Linked DNA regions of Mus musculus: region 1 is linked to region 2. A link is a contact called in ENCODE Hi-C or POLR2A ChIA-PET data. All regions are on one chromosome and are shown on one strand. Each heading gives the region's core, a stretch centred on a gene start or an enhancer-like site at or near the end of the contact. The rest is flanking DNA. Distances are from core to core; before and after follow the strand shown. Region 1 holds the start of Rpp25 (ribonuclease P/MRP 25 subunit). Region 2 holds the start of 2700012I20Rik (RIKEN cDNA 2700012I20 gene).

Evidence for each region. A loop is a pair of places that touch in the nucleus more often than their neighbours do. ChIA-PET counts read pairs that join two places held with the same protein, here RNA polymerase II (POLR2A).
Region 1: POLR2A ChIA-PET joins it to region 2 with 16 read pairs in embryonic stem cell. The contact joins the promoter of Rpp25 here to the promoter of 2700012I20Rik in region 2. A Hi-C loop is called at or near these places in 1 of 37 maps with a recorded cell type or tissue (v-Abl transformed pro-B cells). POLR2A ChIA-PET finds 5 or more read pairs at or near these places in 2 of 5 experiments (both embryonic stem cell).

Annotation. Positions count from the first base shown.
Region 1 is chr9:57,500,591-57,507,626 of GRCm38, reverse strand. Rpp25 (ribonuclease P/MRP 25 subunit) reads right to left here and starts at 3,525. Exons shown (of 1, transcript NM_133982.1): 1 at 2,180-3,525. The coding sequence starts at 3,390. The coding sequence ends at 2,791.
Region 2 is chr9:57,072,390-57,079,740 of GRCm38, reverse strand. It overlaps 2700012I20Rik (RIKEN cDNA 2700012I20 gene), which reads left to right and starts at 3,692. Exons shown (of 2, transcript NR_152107.1): 1 at 3,692-3,783; 2 at 3,898-4,538. Sin3a (transcriptional regulator, SIN3A (yeast)) reads right to left here and starts at 3,365. Exons shown (of 22, transcript NM_011378.2): 1 at 3,111-3,365.

The DNA of each region.
Region 1 (7,036 bases), core at 2,276-4,775, 430 kb before region 2:
CTTCATCCAAAGGCTTCTAGTGGAAGACTGACTTCCAGGCAACTAGGGTGAGGATCTTATACCCACACCCATAGTGACACACCCATTCCAACCAGGTCACACCTATTCCAACAAGGCCACACCTTCAGATGGTGCCGCTCCCTGGTCCAAGGATATACAAACCATCACAGGTGGGGATACAGTAAAGAAAGCCATGTGTGGCTTGTTGTCTCTCAAGAGAGAAGGTTAGCATTGAAGCTACAGGAGGCATATCCTTTTTCCCCACCCTAGGACATATTTCTAGGCTGAAAGGAGACTTGCCTGGCCCATCAAAGGAGCCTCCATAGCCTTGCCTTCCCGAGATACCAAAGCAGGCTCTGCTTGCATAGTCCTAGAATCAGGGCAGTCATCTAGACAAGTCTCTAGCGTTCATGACTTCTAAATCTTTTTTTTTTTTTCAAGACAGGGTTTCTCTGTATAGCCCTGGCTGTCCTGGAACTCACTCTGTAGACCAGGTTGGCCTCAAACTCAGAAATCCGCCTGCCTCTGCCTCCTGAGTGCTGGGATTAAAGGTGTGCGCCACCACCGCTCAGCATGACTTCTAAATCTTATCTTCCCTTTAGTTTCAGAAGCCCAGTAGTCCAGGGTACCTTAGTTGTCTGGATAGTTTACTGTTTCCTAAGACACTTTGTCCAGGCTGGCCAGTGGTGACACTTTGTACACTCCTCCATGTGTAGCCAAGGATGATCTTTTTTTTTTTTTTTTAGATTTATTTTAGTTATATGTAAGTACACTGTAGCTATCTTCAGACACACCAGAAGAGGGCATCAGAGCCCATTGCAGATGGTTGTGAGCCACCATGTGGTTGCTGGGATTTGAACTCAGGACCTTACAAAGAGCAGTCAGTGCTCTTAACCGCCATCCCTCCAGCCTGATCTTTAATTTTTTGTATTCCTGTTTCCACCTCTAGATTCAGGTAGTACAGGGGTGCACCACCATGACAAATTTACATGGTGCTGGGAGTCAAAAAACAGACTTTATACATGCTGGGCAAATGCTCTCCCAGCCGAGTTACATCTTCAGTAACTTCAGTCTTCCATGCATCTTACTCCACATCAGGCCAACAAACACATCTAGATCCCCTGGCTCTCCCTAGGGATTCCTCAAGAACAAGAAATAGAGCTGGACAAATTACACACCTGTAATCGCAGCATTTGGGAGGCTAGGGCAGGAGGATCAGTTCTTGTCCAGCCTGCACTACATGGCAAGACCTCTCCTAAAAATAAATAATTAAGTCAGGAAGGTGGGGTGGGAGGTGAAAGGCAATGATCGACAGTCTGGATGACAAGAGTCAGTGATCCAAAACACAAGCAGAGATACTGGGAAGAGAGAAGAGGCTTCCCCAAGGCGCCCTCCATCAGCTGCAGAAACCCACGTCCTCGCCAGTAGGATTTATTTCAAGGTTCTACAGGCAAAGTGACTTACAAATTTATTCTCTCCCATCTCCTTTCCAGAGGTGCTGGGTTCCATGGGGTAGCATCTGCTCTGAAGATTCTGAGCTGTACGCTGCACAGCTCCCCAGCACACAGCACACCCCCGCCCCCTCCAGGCTTGGACTTGGGCTGAGAGGCATCTGAGGCTGTTATCTCTCCACACACAGCTGTGCAGGGCTGGAGGCAGCGGCTTATCAGGGAGCCCGCAGTGATTCACAGCCCAAGCTTCTCTGCTGAATAGTAATTTCCAGCAGTGGATTTGTGCTGTCTCTCTCCTCCCCCTCTCCCAAGGGTGTGCTGTCCTTTTGCAGAGAGAGGGCAGTGAAGGGGAGCTCCTACTCTTGGGGCTTTGTGCCTGCCTCTGGGTAAGAATGTCTACTGCGAGGAGCGAGCAAGGTTAGAACCTTAGCATGGTCTGCCGGCCTTGGCAGGCTGCCGCCTCCAGCTCATCAATGCTCCCCCCTCCTTCCCCTCCCAGAGAAGTAGCAAAACTGCTTCCTTTCCCTTGTGGTGATACAACAGTGACACAGACCCCGGCCCCCTCCACCACAAGTCCCTCTTTCAACATTTTGACACTGCCCCAGTCTCTGTGTCTGACCTTGAAGACTCCAAAGGCTAATAGGGTTGAAGGCAAGCATGCCAAAGTGGTCTCTGCACAGGCGAGTGGGTAAGGAAAAAGAAAAAAAGAACAAAACTGAAGACAGAGCCATTTTCACGTTTGTTTTATTGGAAGCAAGACTCCAGCAGGACTCGGGGAGGAAGCATGGCAGATTTTGTCCTAAGTCCCCTCTCAGCCATCATGCAAGGCGGGTGGGGGAGGGATGCTAAAAGGGAATTGCTAGGGTGTGTGTGTGTGTGGGGGTGCAGAATAGGGTCCGGACATTTTCAACTTGGCCATCCTCAAGTAATCAGCTCCGTAGCTCCCGCTCTCAGTTAACAGCAAAGATGATTTTTAAAGCCTCAACTGTCAGCATCCATGCATACTGGGTGCTTTTAACGTCTGGGTCCCCAAGAAAGCTCAAGAGTCCCACTACCCACCATGCTTCCCTAAAAAAGACGGCCTAGCAAAGGTGTGGGTGGTGTTCTGTGGCTTCTGGTAACATGTCCCACAAAGTTTCCTTGGACTTCAAGGATCCTCTCTTCTCATTCCTGAGCTCTCTCCTGTCGCCTTGGGATCCGCGCTGTCATTCTGAGGACCGGTGTCCAGGAACATGGGCCCCTTAAAACCCAGGTATGAAAGGTGCGTGTGTTGAAAGGTATGCAGGAGTGTTGAAGATATATGATTCAGTCGGTCTGGGTGGCTCAGAGGCGAGAATTCTCAGGCGGTCCTGTCCTCATTCTCAGCCTCTGGCTCAGGCTGAGACCGCTTAGCGGTGCCTTCTTCAGCAGCAGATTCCCCCAGGCTCCTCTTGGACGTCGACACCGTAGGAGGGGACGAAGGACCAGGACTGAGGTTCGGAGGCTGGTAGCCAAGTTGTCGTGGATCCAGTGCGTCCTTTGAAAGTAGGATGGCGAGGCTCGGTACATTCTTAAGTACACTGAGACTGGCGGCCGGATCGCTGGGCGTCTGACCCGGTGTGGGCCCAGGCGGGAGGCTCTGCCACACCTCGCGCACGCTCCGGTAGCGCAGCCGCGTGACCTGGTGTAAGCCCGCCAGGCGGCGCTTGAGAATCTCGGCGCACGTGACGGTCTTGGTGGTGGCCCGGCCGCAGCCACTGAAGACGATGGCGCGCGTGGCTGGCTGCGCCATGCTGGCGGTGGCGAAGGCCAGTAGGTTGCGGATCTTGCTGCCCTCCTTGACCCGCATGTGTACAGCACCGGGTGCCAGATCTGCAAAAGGGCCAGAGTTCGGGCTGCCACCCTCATCACCGTCCCCCGCCGGCGCCTCCTCCGAGCGCACCTTACGGAAGTTCTCCATGCGCCGTCGTCGCTGGGATCGCAGGTTTTGCCATGGGGCCGCCTCAAGCCCGGGGCTGCATGGCCGCGGGTCGTGCCGGGCGAGAGCTGGCAGGGATTGGGGTGCCGGCGCCGAGTGAAGGTTGGAGGGTGGGCTGGGAACGTGCAGTCTTCAGCCCAGACTTCTACAGGGTAGTGATGTTCTACTCTGCGCCCTCGGCACCTTGTGCTCCGCGCCTTTAGCAGAAGCTCCGCCTGGGAGCCAGATAGGACCCGCCCCTTCGCCCAGGACCCGCCCCAACTCTGCGTGACTTGTCCCAGTCCCTCCAGCCTTTGGGATCCAGCGCTGGAGCTCAGCGGCTGGGGTCACAGAGCCACGGGTGATTTGGGAGGTGAAGTTCTCCGAAGTCACCATCTGTTCTCCCTGAACCAGACCTTATGCAGGAACAACCTAAATAAATACTATGCTTAAGGTTCAAATGCCGACTCAAGCCTGGTCCCTGAGCCCTGCGGGGTTCCAGCGCAAGGGCATCCCTAGACCCCTCCTAGGTAAGAGATCTCCAAACCACCTTTTGGGGCTTCGCTACTCCACCCCTCCAGGGACCTCCCTCCCGTTCTCTTACTATATTTTTGCGTCAAGGGCAGCCAGTGCATGGTCAGCAGAGAGTGGGAGGCGTTGGCTGCGGCTGCACGCAGCGCCTTCCCTGGGCTGGGACCGCTACGTCGTGGCCTGGTCCTTGCGTAGCTGCTTAGAGAGACACTAAGCTTTGCTCCTCCTGATCATACCTCCAGGCTCCCGGCACCTATGCACCTCTGAAATGCAGGAAGTGATGCGTTGGGCCAGCCTAAAGTGAATGGGGAACAGGAGACCATTTCTTCCAAGGCGTTAAATTCTTATATTCATGCCTGAAAGTCCTTTACTGGAGCTGCATACATGTTTATGAGCGTGGCTCAGCCCGAGCTAACGCCGGATTCCTGACTTCCAATTCCAGGTGGAATTCCTTGCCAGTCAGCCTTGGCCTCTAGAAATCCAGAGGGTTGTTTTTGTTAAAAGGAGACTGAGAGAAGACAGGTTTTAAGAGGTGGGAGGCAGGGTGGAGTGCCTTGGCGGAATGTGTGTGTGTGGGGGCGGGTACTTGCAAACTCTGGGAACTCCACTGAATCTGAGCAGAGGCTCGGGCTCTGCTGCGAGGTGAGGTGGGCAGTAGAAAGATGAGGTCTGATCAAAGCAAGACTGTTTAATAAGGAGTGACCCTGGCCTGGGGCCACGCCCTCAATATTCAATCCCGTTTCCATGGAAAGGCAGGGAGGGAATCAGACAGACGTGGGAAGCACCGGGAAGGAAGACGCACTGAGGACTGTAAGGAACGGTGTTCTCAAAGTATCAGCAAGATGGTGTTTGGATGAGCACAGCATCAGTCTAGGGGGAGAGCTGCCCGGCCCTCCTCTTCCTCTTTGCTATCTGTGACAATTCTCAGCCCCTCAGCTCAGAACAACGAGCTTATATCTCATCTCTTCTTGGAGTGTGGCTGCAGCAGCTGGACTTTTTATTTTTTATTTTTACCTCAAGTGTGAGTGACTGGCTCCAATCTCCTGCTCACACTCCAGGAGTGTGCCCCGAACTGGGACTCTGCCCTGGATCTAATCTTAATTCTTGTAGATTTCACAGGGAGAAGCAGGCTCTGGAGTCCCAACCTTGGGGAGACCCCACGACTGAGTGCACTCAGGCAAGTGGTGGACTTAAAGTCGGCAGTTTTGGATTGATCTGAGAAAAAGTTCCAGAAAGACTAGAAGCTATGTAGGAATGTGCTGGTTGGAAAAGAAGAGAGCTCTGCGTTCCCTGGAGTATGCAAGCCTGGGTTAAACAACTTGGAAATCATGTAGGCCGTACACTACAATTTGGAAGATCTGGGGGCAGCAGGTTTGTTCTGAAAAGAGTGAATGGTTGTGCCTCTACCCAAGTTGGCCCTCAAGGACACCGCCACCCTCTCCCAGTACCACTACCCTCTGCCAGAGACTCTCCCATTCACTTTATTTTCCTGTGGAGGGAGAACGCAGAAAAGGCCCGGTTCCCCGCCCGCGCATCGCTTCCTTTCCAGCTCCCTCAGCAGCACTTAAAATGTAAATGCACATCGTGATTAGCCGCGGGGTCGCTAATTACAGCTGAAGCCATTCATTACGCTGTCAGCTCTCTCCATCGCCTGCCGGCTGTGCAAGTGGGGAGGTGATGGGGGAAAAGGATGTGGGGACAGCTCGATGCTGGCAGCCTGAAAGCCCAGAACTGGCAGAGAGGCGGTGAGCCGAAGAAACCGGTTGGACCGTGAAGAAGCCGTGGTGTCAGAGAGGGGAGAAAGGCGGGAGGCTGGAAGGAAGGAGATTAAGTGAGGAGGATGAAGAGGAAGGGTATATGAGAAGCGATACCAGGATGGGAAGAAGGCCAGAGGAGGAATCGTGCGAGATAGGTAGGAACCTTCCAAAAGGGGACAGAGGACAGCGGGAGGAGGAAGAAGGTCCAACGTGGGGAAAGTGGGTAAACAAAGGTACTATCTTTGCTGCACACAACATCACGGTTAGAAAGGCAACCAGGACGTATGCTGAAAAAGCTGGTTGCCCGCCAAACCCTGCGGATACGTTTGCATATGTAAATGTATTTTTAAATACTTACAAGAAAACGGCACACTGGCATCTGTTACCTCTGTAGCCACATTCAGATTTTGTTGCTCTCTTTAAAGGCAAGGATAACAGAATACGGATAGGAAATTAAGTAAGCGTAAAGTCTTGGAGGAGCCTGTGTAATTGAGGTACTGACCCGGCAGTCCAGGCTTCATTAGCCTCTTTCTGCTTCTTGTGACCTTGGACAATTGACTTAACCCTTGTGCCCTGGTTTGTCACCTGTAAAAGGAGGGTAATTATAGTAACCTGCTCACTGTGCCCCTGAGTTCCTGGGACACAGTAGCTGTTATTTCTTTTCTTATGTTGTGATTAAAATAAAAATTTAAGATTGCAAAAGGAGGGGTGAGAGGTGAGAGGATCAGAAGTTCAAGGTCTTCCTTAGCAGCATAGCAACATACCTCTCCTAGGCTACGTGAGTCATCAGATTTAAAGAAAAAAAAAAAAGAGTAAAGATTGATGAGAGGAAACAAAGCTGGGGTGTGTTTGACGTCGAGAGAGACAGAGGTGGGGAGAGCCTTAGATGCAGCAGTTTACAGAGAACCGGCCTGTGCTCTGCAAAGGCTCTTACCAGCAGCCCCCTGGAGCAGGAAGGAAAGGAGACACTTAACCTATTGAAGCAGAGGCAGGTAGATCTCTGTGAGTTCAAGCCAGCTTGACTGGCCAGCCAGGGCTAGCCAGGGCTAACCAGTGAAACCCTATCTTCAGAAAAAAAAAAGAAGAAAATGAATATTTATTTTAAGAAAAGGTCTTATTTTTGAAGTCCTCACTGGCCTGAAACTCAAAATCCTCCTGTTAGCCTCCAGATCGATGGCTGCAATCACCAGAATATGCTGTCCATACCTCCTGAAGCTCTTCTTCCATGTGTAAATGCGTGTGCAGGATTTGACTCTCTCTTCCTGCTATGTGGATCGAACTCTTACAGATCAACAGGCTTGCTGGCAAGCCCTTTACCCATGGAGCCATTGCTTGGCTCCCGCCCCCCCATCCCCCAAGAC
Region 2 (7,351 bases), core at 2,443-4,942:
AAAGCTGCCACAAAACTTCAAAGCTACATGGGTGTATACCACTAACAGACATCCATCCATACATGCATGCACATACAATCAAACACATTAGCGAATGAGCAGTGCCTGGCAGTACCAGGTGCAGAGTCCAAGTTCAATAAATATAAACCCTTATTACAAAAGGGAAGCTATTATTTGAAAAACCAAGCACTATCTTTTTTTGAGACAGGGTTTCTCTGTATCGCCCTGGCTGTCCTGGAACTCACTCTGTAGACCAGGCTGGCCTCGAACTCAGAAATCTGCCTGCCTTTGCCTCCCGGGTGCTGGGATTAAAGGCGTGCGCCACCACGACCGGCTCAAGCACTAACTTTTTAAAAGAACATTCAAAAGATATAGTTTGACATACTTTTAGTGGGGGGAAAACACTATACTAGATTACTGAAGACCGTGAACACAACCTCTGAATTCTAAGTAAAGTTTCCCGGCTACAGCTGCCCTGGGTAACCTTTCAGGATATTTGCTGCACTGTCAAGATGGCTGTGCTTTACCAGGAATCTTGTCAAATACCAATCTCAAGTCTTAAAAAAAGAAAAAACTTCCTTATGCACACGACTTAAGGCCTGAATTTAAAAGTATTAACAGTTTATTTTTCAAAGCTGTATTTCTGTTATTTTTCACTGTGTGTATGGATGTGGGGGTGTGCACCCGTGTCTGTGTCCTAGAGGCCGGAGGTGTCAGTACTTGGAGCCTGAGATACAGGTTGACATGGTTGCTGAAAACTGAACTCAGGTTTTCTTAGAGTAATACTCACTCTTCACCACTTAGTCTGCTTAGCCTCCTAAATGCTAGTATGCAAAAATAACAAACGTATACTGATGGATAGGAGAAAAAAAACAAGCAAAAACAAGGTTCTTGAAATTTCAAAGCCTAGGACTTGTGACTCCAGTACACAACCTATTATACACATTCTATAAACATAAGAATTATGCTCAGCAGTGGTGGCACATGCCTTTAATCCTAGTGTTTGGGGGGCAGAGGCAAGCAGGTCTCTTAGTCTGAGTCCAGCCTAGACTACAGGGTGAACTCTAGGACACCCAGGGCTAAACTTTGTTTCAAAAACAAGAAAAAAAAAAAAAGGTATGAATTAAGTCATCTGATTTTCCAAACTGTACTTCAATTGGTAAAATTAACTATGGGTTGGTCAAACTTTCCTCAAAGCCAAAGAATTCTCTTCTAGCGTTTTAAGTGTACTCCATCTGTAGTACATCCAAGTCCTTATCTTTTGGGCTCCACCTCCATTCTGTTACCATGGCTGGTGTCACTTCTTTAGCTGAAAAGTGAATATTTAACCTCTTCATTAAGTACAGCACAGGGCACAGTTTTCAGCCTCTACTGAACAAAGAACAAATCCAGAATTTAGCTTCAGAAATTACACATGACTATGAGATTAGAGAGATGGCTCAGTGCAGACTGCTCCTGTAAAAGGACCTAAGTTGGGTTCCATGTCAGGTGGCTCAGAACCACCTGTTATCTCCACCTACAGGAGATCTAACATCCTATTCTGCCCCCCCCCACACACACACACTTTAACATAAATCTTTTTTAAAAGTGGTTTACACATACTCAGATATCAATACATAAATTAAGAATTCGATGTTCACTTTTCATGAAGTTCTCGAGTAAGATCATCTAATATGGTTACATGTGCAGTAAACCAACAATGGCCAAAGTAACTCTCTAACACAGGCCGGTAAGCTATGCTACACATAGGTTTCATACAGTTCAACCTACTTAGTATCTAAAAAGAGCAACATGAAGCTTTAAGGACTAGAAGTTACATAAAACCAAAAGAGAACACAAAATTCTAAGTTACCTTTGTGAAACTAAGCTTATGTAACAAAACCTTCTGTAGGTGAAATCAGTCAAGAAATCAGAGTATTTTACTTAAAGAGAGTTAAATCTTTGACTTAAAAAAAAAAAATTTAGCCTTGGGGTATAGCCTAGCGGTGAAGCAATGCTTATGTGCCCTAAACTCACTCCATCACTTACAATCATAAATTCAATACTTTCTCTAGAAATAAAATCTCAGATTTGTTAGGAGCTCAAATGGTAAACTGAGTTTAAAGTCCTAAGCTACCAAAAATGGTAGCAATTTTTAGGTATCAACCCGTAAAGGCGCAGTAGCTGAACATCAAGGGAACTCCAGGGAAGGTTGGCGCCCTCCACAATTCCAGTCCCTGATCACTCTGCCCCTCCCCCACCGGCCACTGTCGGGGAAGCAAGGGCACAGCACCAGCCGCACCCCACCGCAGACACTCCAGAGAGGACGCTGAGTATCTCGTCCCAATAATTACAACGAAGAGGAGCAGCTGACCACGCTTCTACTCTCCCTAGCTGTTAAGGCGCCATCCATGGTGTGTGAAGCAAAGTAGAAGACTACAGCTACGGGCCACGATGCCCCAAGCAGAATGGATGAAGAAGCCACAGCATAAAGTCCGGACACCTCCACCGTTCCCAGTCTACAAGGGGCCCTCCCACCCACGGGGATGCTGGGAGGAGCAGACACGGAGCCCTGACCCCCTGCCAGACGCCACAGCGGGCTTTCCCCAGCTCCTCTTCACTGCTAAGGAGGCGGAAATCCCGGAGGGGGCGGGGCGGGAGGGGCGTGGCATCACAGCCCCGGACGCGCCTTCCGGCCAACCGGATCCCGCTAAGGCGGGGGAACACAGGCTTCACGCCCCCTCGCCACCGCGCCCTGAAAGCCACACGCCGGGACCCTCTTCCCGTCCCGCACGCCCCGCGGACCCAAAGCAGTTCAGCCAGTGGTCCCGCCCATAAGGGAGAAGGGGCGGGGTCACAGCCGCGGGCCTTTAGCGCGAGCCCGTCCCGCCCCTTTCTCCACCACCGCACGCGCGCCGGCCCCGCCTCTGATCGGCGGGACTAGGACCCGCCCCTCCGTGCGCACCGGGACTACGCTCTCCTCCCCCTCCCGCACTGAGTGCGGCTCCGCTCCGCCCCCCACAGCCACGCACGGGAAGCCGAGGTCAGCCCCCCCGAAAAACACACGCCCTCCAGTCCCGGGTTACCCGCCACCCAGCTGCTGGGCGGACCGCGGTGCGGCGTGCTCTCACCGCAAAAGCTCCAGCCACTCAGCCTGTGCGTCGCTCCCGGCGTGAGCCTCGCACCCAGCACGGAGGCCCCGGAACGGCGCGGGCACAGGCCCGCAAGAGCGGACTGGCAACCTCCTTTGCGCCCACGAAGCGGTCACAGGCCTGGGTGCCCAGACTGGGAAGGAGGGAGGGAGGGAGGGAAACTCTAAGGGGGGAAGGGGAGGGGGGAAGATGGAGAAACCGTCTCTGCCGCCTCTACCGCCGCGGCCGCTTCTCTGTTACCCGGGAAATCCCGCCCACTCTCCCGGCCCGCCCCGCCGAGGGAAGGCTTAACCTCGCTCCGCCACGGGATATATTACCCATCCGTCAATGGTTTAGCCAATCACTATGCCGCAAAGACCTACTCCCGCCCTCTTCCCTCGCTGGGAGGGGAGAGCGAGCCGCTCACCTTCTCCACGCCCCTATTGGCGGGGAGAGTCCCTAACTCAACCCCGCCTATTGGAGACTGATTGCCGAATCCCTCCTCCGGGCTCTAATACTATTGGAGGAAGAGGAGTACCTCTTCACATCTCATTGGAGAGTCTCACATATCCCTCCCCATACCGCCCCAGCCACAGGCCTAACAAATCGGCTCCCGCCTCCGCCGGTCCCTGCATTGGAAGACTACCTTTGCTTCTCTCATAGCCCCAGGAAGGTAAGTAACCAATGTGGGGTAAAAATGTCCTTAAGTGAGGCCGACTCCACCCACTACACGGCTGGGCCAGGCCCCGCCCCCAATGATCTGATTGGACTATCTTGGCGCCGGTAGGAGCCGCCATTGGACACGGCGCCGGTCCAGGAAGGAGACCATTCCGCCCTGCGCGAGGATGCTGAACCTTAGCAGTCCTTTTGTGGAATGTTTACACTGGAGACTGAACCTCAGCGTTCCAAGGCCGGGATCGGAGATGGCGGGGAGCTCAGCGGCCGAAACCCGAGGCTTTGAGATTTGAAAAGGAAAAGGCAGTAGTATTACCCGCCGTGGAGAATTAACCAAAACAATGACAGAAAGCCTTGTCCTTCCTACCCACTTATTTTTACACTTTCACGGTCTTCTAAACACAGCCATCTGGAGCACTCAGCAGCTACTTTCAGCAAGCCGACTCCAAAATTAAGGTCTGGAGCTCTAATCTGATCCAAAAGCCCAGATATTACTAGCTGGTCACTAGGGCTGACTGAATACTGTGACACTGGGACAACCAGAATCTGCAGCCCTCAGGGGGCGGAGATAACCCAGCGGAGGCCTTTAAATGTCACCGCCTGGGCAAGCCTCCGGAAGGCGGAGCATGAAGGGAAAATGTATACTCTATTGGTCGGGTAGATCCAGGGACATTTTAAACTGGAGGAAGAGAGGCTGAAAACCTCACACAGACCACTGCATAAATAAACCTTGAGTGTGCACTTACGTTCACAGAAGGAGTAAAAATTCCAGATTGTGTGAAGGATATGGTCTTAAGAATGACTGTTCAAGGGGAAGGGCTGTAATCGCAACCATTCGCGAAAGGGCAGGAATAGTCTGAATTTAGGAACCCTAAGGCCAGCCCTTCAAAAAAAAGGGGGGTGGGCATTCCTCCTTAGCAGAGTGAGTTAATGGCGGTCTCTAAGCCTTCTGGGTAAGTAACAATGCCTGAACACAAAAAGTGCTTTGAAATACCTAGTTCTTGGGCTGGTGAGATGGCTCAGCGGCTAAGAACGCCGTCTGCTCTTCCAAAGGTCCTGAGTTCAAATCCCAGCAACCACATGGTGGCTCACAACCATCCGTAATGGAATCTGATGCTCTCTTCTGGAGTGTCTGAAGACAACTACAGTGTACTTACATATAATACATTAATTAATTAATAATAATAATAATAATAAAGACCTAGTTCTTTTATTTATTCACTAGTAAGGCGTGGGCCCGATGCCGACCTTGCTTTGGGGAGGCTTTCGCTGTGCCATGAGAGGTTAGGTGGGATTAGTCTTACCGCATTCTAGAGCAAAAGGGGGAGAGGGAACCTCCCTAGAGTCGAGTGTCCCCAGGAGATACGACACCGGGGAACCGTTTCGTAAATCCAATACTGTCCTCCTGTAAATCCTGCGGAGACTGCCATAAACAAGTGTTGGCAACAGGTGGGTCTAACTCCTAGGATGGCTTCACGGCGTGAGGCCATAGTAAAGAGTTGTGAACTCCAAGAGTGGCCGACAGGTGGGAGCAGCCACACCGGTAGCCAAGCCAAGCCCTGTTCCAGGACAGTGCTCTAAAATAAGAAAAACTAGCCAAACCGTTCCAGGCTGAAGTAGCACTCCAAAACTGACAGATGCCTATCCTTAACTGAACTGCCTTACCCACCAGGCTGGGTACCTACCATACAATGTACAGCACTCCCACCACGGTATCAACAAACACCCCCGAATCCTTGCTAGAAATGAGCCTCACGGACTTCCCTTGACTGCAGCGACCGAGGTATCGTAGATCTTGCCAAAGGTTCCATTACTAGGTTGTCATAATCTTAGATTCCGCCGACTAAGGATCAAGATTGCCTTGCACAAGGAATTAAGGATGCGGCCAATGTCCAAGCTTTCTGAAACTTAAATTTAAGGAAGTCAAGGGGCACGGAGAAAAACAGCAAAAGTTGATCGGGCTGGAGGGTAGAACTCATTCCCTCCCCTCCGTGCAGCAGCCCTGGAGCGATGCTTTCTGGAGTAACAGCGCAATTGTCGGGCTTCACCTCGAAGGCTAGCCGATCCCTAGACTCGGAAGAATCTTTGTGTGCCTCCAAGGCTTTCCCCGCCCCCCTAACTAAGGGCGCGGAGCCTGAGACTTCCGGGCGGGAGGGAAGTTGCAGGGAGCTAAAAGGGCCTCAACCATGTGCTGAGCGCGCTCACGAGAAAGGGGGGGCAGGGAGGAGAACGTCTCCTCCTAGCTTACCCCAGAAGGGGAAGGCCTATCCAATTCGCCAATCAGAAACAGGGACGGGGGCTTGTACCTCACGTAAGCCCCAGGAATCCTCCCTCCGCCCTTCGAAGAAAAAAAATTTTAGCAACTTAAACTCCAGTCCAACCTCCCGATAGGCGGAGCTCTAGAGAATATCATCCAATGCATACACGAGAAGGGAAAGAGGGACTCGAATCCAACCAGTGAAAGACAAGAGAAGGCGGAGCCTCTGGAGAACCCAAAGTGGGTGGAAGAGGAAATGTCCCCGCCCCTCTCGGGTCCCCTCCAGGCCGGTTGCACAAGCTCCCTGCAAGAGATAGTAAACAGTCTTGGCCAGGCAATGGAGGCAGAGATGGCCGCGCATTTCGAGAACTGGCCCTGCGCCTGCCCTCCCCGCCTGCACCGCCACTGCACGCAGTTTGCTCCGGTGCCCCGCCTCTCGGCCCGCAGCCGCCATCCGGCTGACAGGCGCGCCCCTCCCCGCCCGCTGATGCATTTCCTTTTCCCTATTCCAAGCGTGGAGTCTGTTTTCCCAGTTTCCGACCTTCACTGCCCCTTTCAGGCCACCCCTTCGTGAGCGCGCGCGCGCACAAGGCTGCCCCCTCCCCGTACGCGGCCCTGTGGCACGCAGCGGCACCTCGCGGAAGAGGGAGCCCCGGCAGCACACACACTACTCAGGGAGGGGGAGCAGCCGCCGCGGCCGTGAGGTGGGCGGGGAAGGAGGCAGCTCCATGTTTGCGAGGGGATCAGCTGGGGCCGCGAATTGAATCCGCCGAGTTCCTAGAGCTTTTCTACACTCAGCAAGCGCTCCACGCCGGACCGCAGTCTAGCCGGTTCTGCAGCCGAGTACTTGCTAAAATGCCGTGTTCGGACACACCGGCAGCTCCCAGGCTAGTGGCTGGAACCTCTCCCGCCCCAAGTCTCCTCCGGCAAATACAGCCATTGCCCCCGCCCCCAGAGTCCTTAACAACCGCGGGCCCACGGTGCCCGCGCCTCCCCAGAGCGCGCCCACGACCCTTCCAAGTTTGCCGGCAGAAGCAAACGCTCAGGGCGGCCACTGCACTCGCCCAGCGTGGTTAGCGGAGAAAGACCGTGGGGCCCGGCTTGCTCTTAAACTCCAGCGGTCGACCAACTCCGGACACCGTGAGCTCGGTGGGCCCGACTGGCCAGGCTGCGGCCGCCGCCCCCTGCCGAGGCCGCTCGCCGCAACCAGGGCCCTCTTCCCTCTTTTTCTTCTTTATAATTATTTTTTAAAATATTTTTAAAGCATTTACAAGAGCAGTTGGTCTTCTGCTGGCCCATTCCCCAATGA